Regions from separate parts of the Mus musculus genome. Here region 1 is linked to region 2. A link is a contact called in ENCODE Hi-C or POLR2A ChIA-PET data. All regions are on one chromosome and are shown on one strand. Each heading gives the region's core, a stretch centred on a gene start or an enhancer-like site at or near the end of the contact. The rest is flanking DNA. Distances are from core to core; before and after follow the strand shown.

Region 1 (3,457 bases), core at 628-3,127, 270 kb after region 2:
TCAGATCAGCCAGCCCTCTGAAGGATATTCTAAACTGGGGGTCTGTGATGGGGGGAGCTGTCCGGCCGGCTCCCCTGTCGGCCTGCGGTGCGCTCTGATCACCACCCAGGAGGCTCAGGACTCACGAGTCTGCGTGGCACGTCTGCGCTCCCCTGCGGACCTCGTCAATCAAACTGCCGCCTTGGCGAGGCCAAGACTTCATCCGCCCGCCCCAGGCCCTGAGAAAGACCCCCGCCCGGGCTGCCTGCCCAAACCCGCCCCCAGCGGTGTCATTGTTCTCTGACGTCACGCGGCGGCTCCGCCCCTCTCCCCCCACTTTTCCTCCCCACCTCCGGTTCCCCCGGCTGGCGGCCAAGCAGCCTCCGACGACCCGGCAGTGCAGGGCTCCCCCCGCGGCCCGGCCAGGGCTGCGCCCCCTTGCGCTCTTCCCAACTTGCCTTTGTTATTCCAGCTCCCTTCCTCGCCTCGCCTCCGACACCGTGGCTGCCTGCAAAACGCGGAGCACGGAGTTATCGCCACACCTGGAGTCCCTAGCGGGCTCAGACCCAAGCCTCCCCCGCCTGTCCTGAAGGGGAGCGCGTGCGCGCGCGCGCGCGCGCGCGGGTCCAGCCTAGACGCTTGTTGTCTTTAGGACTACATTACCTCTAATCGAGAGGCGGGTGGGGTTGAGGAAGGGATGTGGAAGAGTAAGGGGAACATGTGTGGTATGTGTACGCGAATGTGAGAGGTAGTGCACGGGGGAATGCCTCGTGTTTTGTTTTGTTTTTAAACGTACCGGGGGTGGTGTACACTATATTTGTGTGTTCAATTGTATGACTCCAGGTGCACGGGCATAACTGGGATGGAAAGTGTGTGTACAAGTGTGTGGAGGGGGTCATGCGTGCTATGAGAAGTATGCGTGCCATGCTGTAAGGTAGGCGCAAACCCGTTTGCCGTTTGTGTAGGAGTTTCTGTGTGAGTGGTAATGGACAAGAGCCAAAGGGAGTGCGCACTTGGATACACTTGGGGGCCGGTCTGTGAGGGGAACCTCCGCAAGTGAGCGCACCTAACTGCTTCGTGAGTGCTCTTCGCCACTGTAGGAGTGGAGCCCAGCCCTGGGCTGTGGGCTTGGTTGGGTTATTTCCACCTCTGCAAAGCGGGAGCGCTCGGCTCTCAGCGCCCCAGGCGCTCCCTACCAGGCACTAAGGCGTCCTTGCTCTTAACTTCAAGTAGTAGTGGGTATTTATGGTTCTCGCTGCACCTCTCGCTCTTTCTCAAGATGTCAATGGAGGCGCACTTTAGTCTCCCCTGCGTCACCGGTGGTAGTGAAGGTTAGGGTCCTCTCACCCTCTCTCACCCTGTTTTAGGAATAATCCCAAAATCTACATGGAAGTTTCGCACACAGTGTCTCATTAGCAATCCAGTCACCCCAATTCAGATAGCTGACAGCACCTGAGGTCTCAGTGCACTCCTGCAGGGGACCAGTAGGAAGCGGGGTACGCCTTCTGGAAGTAATTTTGCTCCTACCAATGTGATCCCTTCCTAGGCACATCAGTCTCTCCGCTCCAAACTTATGGGATGCGGAGAGGGGGGCGTTAAAGAGCAGCGAAGGGAGGCGAGAAGAGGGACGAGAGTGAACGAGCAGCAGAGGAGGGTGAGGGTGGCGCGGTGCCTAACAGGGTTCGGAAAAGAGCTGAGACCTGGGAACGGAGAAGAAAGGGAGGAAAAGAAGGGAAAGGAGAGAGGCGGAAAGGAAAGGAAAAGAGAAAAGGAGAGCGCAGCGAGCGCGCAGATGGAGAGCGAACCAAGGCAAGCAGAGCTGCGCGCCGGAGGCGCGGCACTCCGCTCCCGCCGTGACTCCGTGCCGGCTTTTGCGGGAGGCCGGCGGCGCGGGGCCCTTTGGAAATAGAATAGCCAATGTAATCTGACACTTCAACTTGCTCGGCTCCGGGCGAGTTGATTCACTTACTCACCCCCTAACGCCGAGTTCCTTTTCACTGTCTGTGGACATTAAAAAAGCGAGCGGCGGCGGCGGCGGGCGCCCGGGAGAGCAAGCTGCCGGCCGGGCGAGCAGCGATCCGGCTGCAGAGCAAGCGAGCAGCGCCCGCGCAGCGCGCTGACCCTAGCCCCGGCCGGTGAGGAGCCGGAGCCGGAGTCGGAGCCGAGTGGATTTCCGCGCTCTCGCTGCGCTCCTCCCGGCTCCAGCCTGCCCTACACGGCGGTGGCGGCGGCGCGTCCTCCAGCGGTGGCAGTGGTGCTCGCAGCGCCCGGTAAGTTTGGGGACAGAGCCAAGCGCCCGTTAACACCGAGGCTTCCACCCGCTCCCGGCGGATCATCGGGGTGCGAGCGCCGTGTACTATACTAGGGCTTTCCTCTTAAAGGTTTAGCTCTGGCCGGGCGAAAGAAGCCAGCCGTGCAGGCTCGGCCCGCTGCTCTGGCCGCCGGGGGCGGAGGCTCTGGCCACCAGCGAGCGCCCAGCTTGTGTAGAGCGGCTCCGGATGAGCGCGGGGACCCGGGGTTCTTCGGGTGTACGGGGCGCCGGTGCGGTTGTGCGCTCGGACTCGGTGCCCGCCTCCTGCCGGCGCGCCTCCCAGCCGTCGCTCCGATCAGTCGGGAGCCAGCCGGGATACGGATTCGGAGGAGGGAGGAGAGGACCCGGGAAGGACTGGCTGCTTCTCCCTTGCCTCTTTTGGAAAGATGTGAAGTTGTGCTCCTGTGTGCGTAGGAGAACCTCCGGGAAGGCGCTGGATTCTAGGGTGGCAAGGGTTGGTGGTGTTAAGTTGTGCCTCCGAATTTCTATGGAGAACACACTTTTGTACATGGGAGATGGGGGCGCGGTTAAGTTGTTTTGGGGGGAGAATAGCCCAGGGAAACGCGGCGCGTGGCTGAAGCAGGACACGTTGAAGAGATGTGTCGAGGCTTCTCGTTCGGGCTTCGGAAGCCGAAGGGGCTTTCAGGCCAACGCCTGGCCGGGGCTGCCCCAGTCGGGAGGCGAGCCCAAGGGGAAGATGTGTCTGTGTGTGTGTGCGCGCGCGTTGCAAATACGAAAGTAATTTCCCCGTGTTCTTTCTTCCTCTCTGTCTCCGGCGGCGGTGGCCCCGGGGGAGTGGGAGGCCGACCCGGGAGGAGATTGAGGGGCCGGGCCGGAGCTGAAGCTCGGTCCGGATTGTGGGAGGGAAGCTCAGAAAGCTTGTTTCACATTCCTGGCGTCAGGGCCAGGGAGAAAACAGTGGGGAGCACGGCCTCGGTGTCGCGGTGCAGGCTGCGGGAGCGCGTCGCCCCCTGGCCGGAGACATCTGTCCAGGAAGCTGGCCAGGCGGGGAGAGGGCGCGGTGCAGAGGGCAGGCTCCCCGCCCTGGAGCGGTGGGGGCGCGGGAGAGGGGCGGCCTCCTCTCCCGGCCATTGTGCGCCAGCAGATTTTCACGGGAGACTGCCCCGAAGCCGCGGGAGAAGGCCAGGAGCCGGCCACAGCCTCCGG
Region 2 (3,424 bases), core at 710-3,209:
TCTGGGAGCAGAAGGTCACTATATAACCCAGGGTGGCAATGCAATCCTGGCTTCTCTTCAGATACTGGGTATGTGAGCAAGGCAGTTATGTTGAGAAAGAGCAAGGACACAAAGCCAAGAGACAGTGGGCATAGCCATCTTCTACCATCTTCTAACAGTGCAATGGGTGTGGCACCCCCAGCTGCCTTTCCCAGATGAAGATCCTGAGTTTCTAAGAAGGCCTCACCTTAAGGTACCCTGCCAAGTGTGGGGCAGAGGTTTATCCAGCTCTGGGCTTGAGGGTCCTGTCTCAGAGAGCTGACTCTGACTTCCTGTGGGTCTTTGCACTCTGTGGGGATGAGGAGCTGCCCAGCCCACACTGGAGAACCCTCCCCAGAGCTGCCAGTAGTGGAGAGTGTCTGGCTCTGTGTGTCTCCTGTATACGTCACTAGGAGTGACTGAGTCCTGTGTACCATGATAACAACTTGAAGGATCTCAAGCCATCCCCAGTAGTCTTCAAACCACGCTCTGCAAGAAAAAGTGTGGGCTTTCTCCAGGAAACAGGCAGGCATGAGTCAGGTAAATGGATTTAAAAGGCACTCCTACACACCCCTGCTGTGTGACCCTGTGTGGGTTACTCAGTCTCTCTGGGCCTGTTTCATCCTATGGTGATTCAGACCTCTTCTACGAATGCTCCAAGCATAGAACTTTCAAGATGACTACTTCAGGAAGCTCACGGTGACGAGAGAGAGAGAGAGAGAGAGAGAGAGAGAGAGAGAGAGAGAGAGACAGAGACAGAGAGACAGAGACAGAGAGACAGAGACAGACAGAGAGAGACAGAGAGACAGAGACAGAGAAAGATTTGTGTCTCCCTGTGCCTACTGTCCCTAACCCCATGCATGCTCCTGGTAAATGGTAATGTTTCTGAGCCACTCTCCTGTGGCAACATTAAGGACTTACTCAGCAGGGAGGTGGTGGTGCACAGCACACCTTTAATCTCAGCATTTGGGAGGCAGAGGCTGGCAGATCTCTGCGCTTGAGGCCAGCCTGGTCTACAGAGAAAGTTCTAGGACAACCAGGGCTACACAGAAAACAAACAAAAAACAGAGAGAGAGAGAGAGAGAGAGAGAGAGAGAGAGAGAGAGAGAGAGAGAGAGAGAGAGAGAGAAAGTCACTCTAGCTTGTAGGACTGTGGCAATTTGGCCAGAAAAGACACAAGCCCGTGCTTTAGACTTGGGATGCGTAGACAGTACACAAAATGAACAGTAAACTGTTCATCAGACGCCCCACATGCCCTGCTATTCACTGGGTTCCATGCTTGCTCAAATACCTGGAACCACAGGTGGAAAGCACCGCGTGCCTTGCCTAGGCTGGGTGAAAAGTAGAACAGAATTTGAACCAAGATGGCCTGTCAGCCTTAAACATGCAGCGGGCCAGTTCTATCACCACCACGTGGCATGCATTCAGCTGCCTGGCCTGCAGAGAAGCTGCCCCTGCACCCAACCCTGGTCCCCCTCAATGTCCCAGCTCTCGTGGAGCTCTCATTACAGCTCCTGCATGCTCTGGTTTGAGCTTTGTCCCTTCCTGACCCACCCTCTGAGTGATGGCCCAATTAGGTCCTCTCTCTGCTTATCCCTTGCTTACTGGTGCTCACTCCAAGGTGCTCAGTAGCACTTTGAGGTGGAGGGGAATGGCCACTTTCCCTCTCTCCTCCTTTGAGTGCAACCCTCCTAGCTCTGTGCTGTGACAGCAAGCTGCAGGTGACTCTGGTGGCCCCAGGAGTCTAGCTCATGAGTGGGCCATGAAGATACTCTGGCCAGCTGCACTTCAGAACCCATGGTGCCCCAATCAACACAAGTGTCCACCTCCTCTCACTCCTCCCTGTCTTGGCCTGGGTGGCATGGCAGTGAGGGAGCCACTGAGCCTTCTTCCTCCAACCCAGCCACCCACTCCTCCTCCAGCCAGCCTCCCATGCCAGCCCTGGCACGGGCATCAGGCGCCGTAAAGGGTAGGCTACTAGCTTAGGATAAAAACCTTCATTCATGACAGCCTCAAACCCCTGGCTCTGGAAAGACAGAGATTTGCTCTGGGTCTGAGCTGTCGCCGGGAGAGGAAAGCCGATCCGATCCACAGAGCGGTGCTCCTTAAAGCGCCTCTGTTCTGCTCACCTGGCAGGCCAGCACAGCAGCCCACTTGTGCCTCTGAAATCCTAGCTGGCCTCTGGCTGGGAGCTTTGGGGACTGCAGGGGAGACACTGGGTAGAGTGTGCCAGGCATGCACACCCAGCCAACTCTACACCCAGCCAGGGCCAAGAGCAAAGAGGAAGGCCAGCAGTAGAATCGACTCCCACAACTGTGTGGGGACCTCAGTCTCTCTCAGTTCTTCTTGGGGTCTAAGTGTTCACTGAAAAACTGCACATGGGGATGATAGGCCATAGGTACTGAGGGCCAAGCAGATGTTTCTTGATTTTTTTTCCCAGTGTGACAAACTTCCTCATAAAAGTCATGAAGCTGTATGCTAATGGGATTCACATCCCCAAATCCTTCAGCTGGCCCCATAGAGATCATTCCCATACATTTCTAACATCTCCCTCCACAGTGGGGGAGAACTAGCCCAAATAGGGACATCAGACACGCCCCCAGGGGGGTGGGACATAGGGAATGATTGAGAGAGAATGGATCATATTTCGCATTTACTTGATTAAAAAATACTTATGACTGTTGGCAGGGTATGTTTTACTGATGAGAGCTATTGAGCTCAGAAAAGCTCCCACTCAGGTTCTTTCTTCTTCCACAGTGGAGAATCATCTAGCTGGGTATACAGTGAGCCTGCAGTTTCCAGCCTCCCGTTCAGCTATATATCATATTGTCTCTAAGCTTTGCCACCAACATGCTAACCAAGAAGTACAGAATCTGAAGGGAAAACTTTGAAACGAATAAACACACTGACTCTTGTGCTTTCCCCTCAACCCTATAAGTGGGGTGCTTCTTAGAGAATGAGGTTCACATTGGTGCAGTCATTTGGGCCATGCAATCAGAGCTGGTTATTGGGGATGGCAGAGCAACAAGATGGCAGAGGTCTGGGTCTCTGACATTCAGGGAGCTACAATACAGTCTGGGACCTTGTACCTGGACTTGTCTCTTTAAGCCACTGTCATTTTGAGTTCTTTTGATAGCACATTTGAAGAAATAACTTAGCTAATTACCTCAGTGTCCTAAACACCAATAGATCCCACTTCTCCTCACCCAGTTTACTGCCTGGAGCCAGTCCCTCCCTCACCCCCCATCCCCCCCCCGTGTGTGTGTGTGTGTGTGTGTGTGTGTGTGTGTGTAGCATGCATGGCCTCCTGAGAGGTCTCTGTGCTGTGGGGCTCTATGCCAAGACCCCATGTTCTATGATGTTTGCGTCCAGCTTTATAGCATATTCTCACACAGCCATGGGGGCA

The links. Hi-C counts contacts between places; a loop is a spot of excess contacts on that map. ChIA-PET counts read pairs that join two places held with the same protein, here RNA polymerase II (POLR2A).
Region 1: a loop to region 2 is called in a map of regulatory T cell, with 4 times the contacts of the local background. The contact joins the promoter of Zmiz1 here to the enhancer-like site in region 2. A Hi-C loop is called at or near these places in 7 of 37 maps with a recorded cell type or tissue (Patski, T-helper 1 cell, T-helper 17 cell and 4 more). POLR2A ChIA-PET finds 5 or more read pairs at or near these places in 1 of 5 experiments (Patski).

Annotation. Positions count from the first base shown.
Region 1 is chr14:25,457,308-25,460,764 of GRCm38, forward strand. It overlaps Zmiz1 (zinc finger, MIZ-type containing 1), which reads left to right and starts at 1,878. Exons shown (of 24, transcript NM_001310666.1): 1 at 1,878-2,249.
Region 2 is chr14:25,188,907-25,192,330 of GRCm38, forward strand. All of the region lies in intron 2 of Gm32307 (a long non-coding RNA gene), which reads right to left. Among named protein-coding and RNA genes, the nearest start is that of Gm32307, 8.5 kb to the right of the region's middle. Within about 2 kb of position 1,960, at least 1 of the 3 ENCODE cell types and tissues checked has a DNase peak (open chromatin) inside an H3K27ac peak, as active enhancers do; it is gastrocnemius, where a contact is called at or near this core.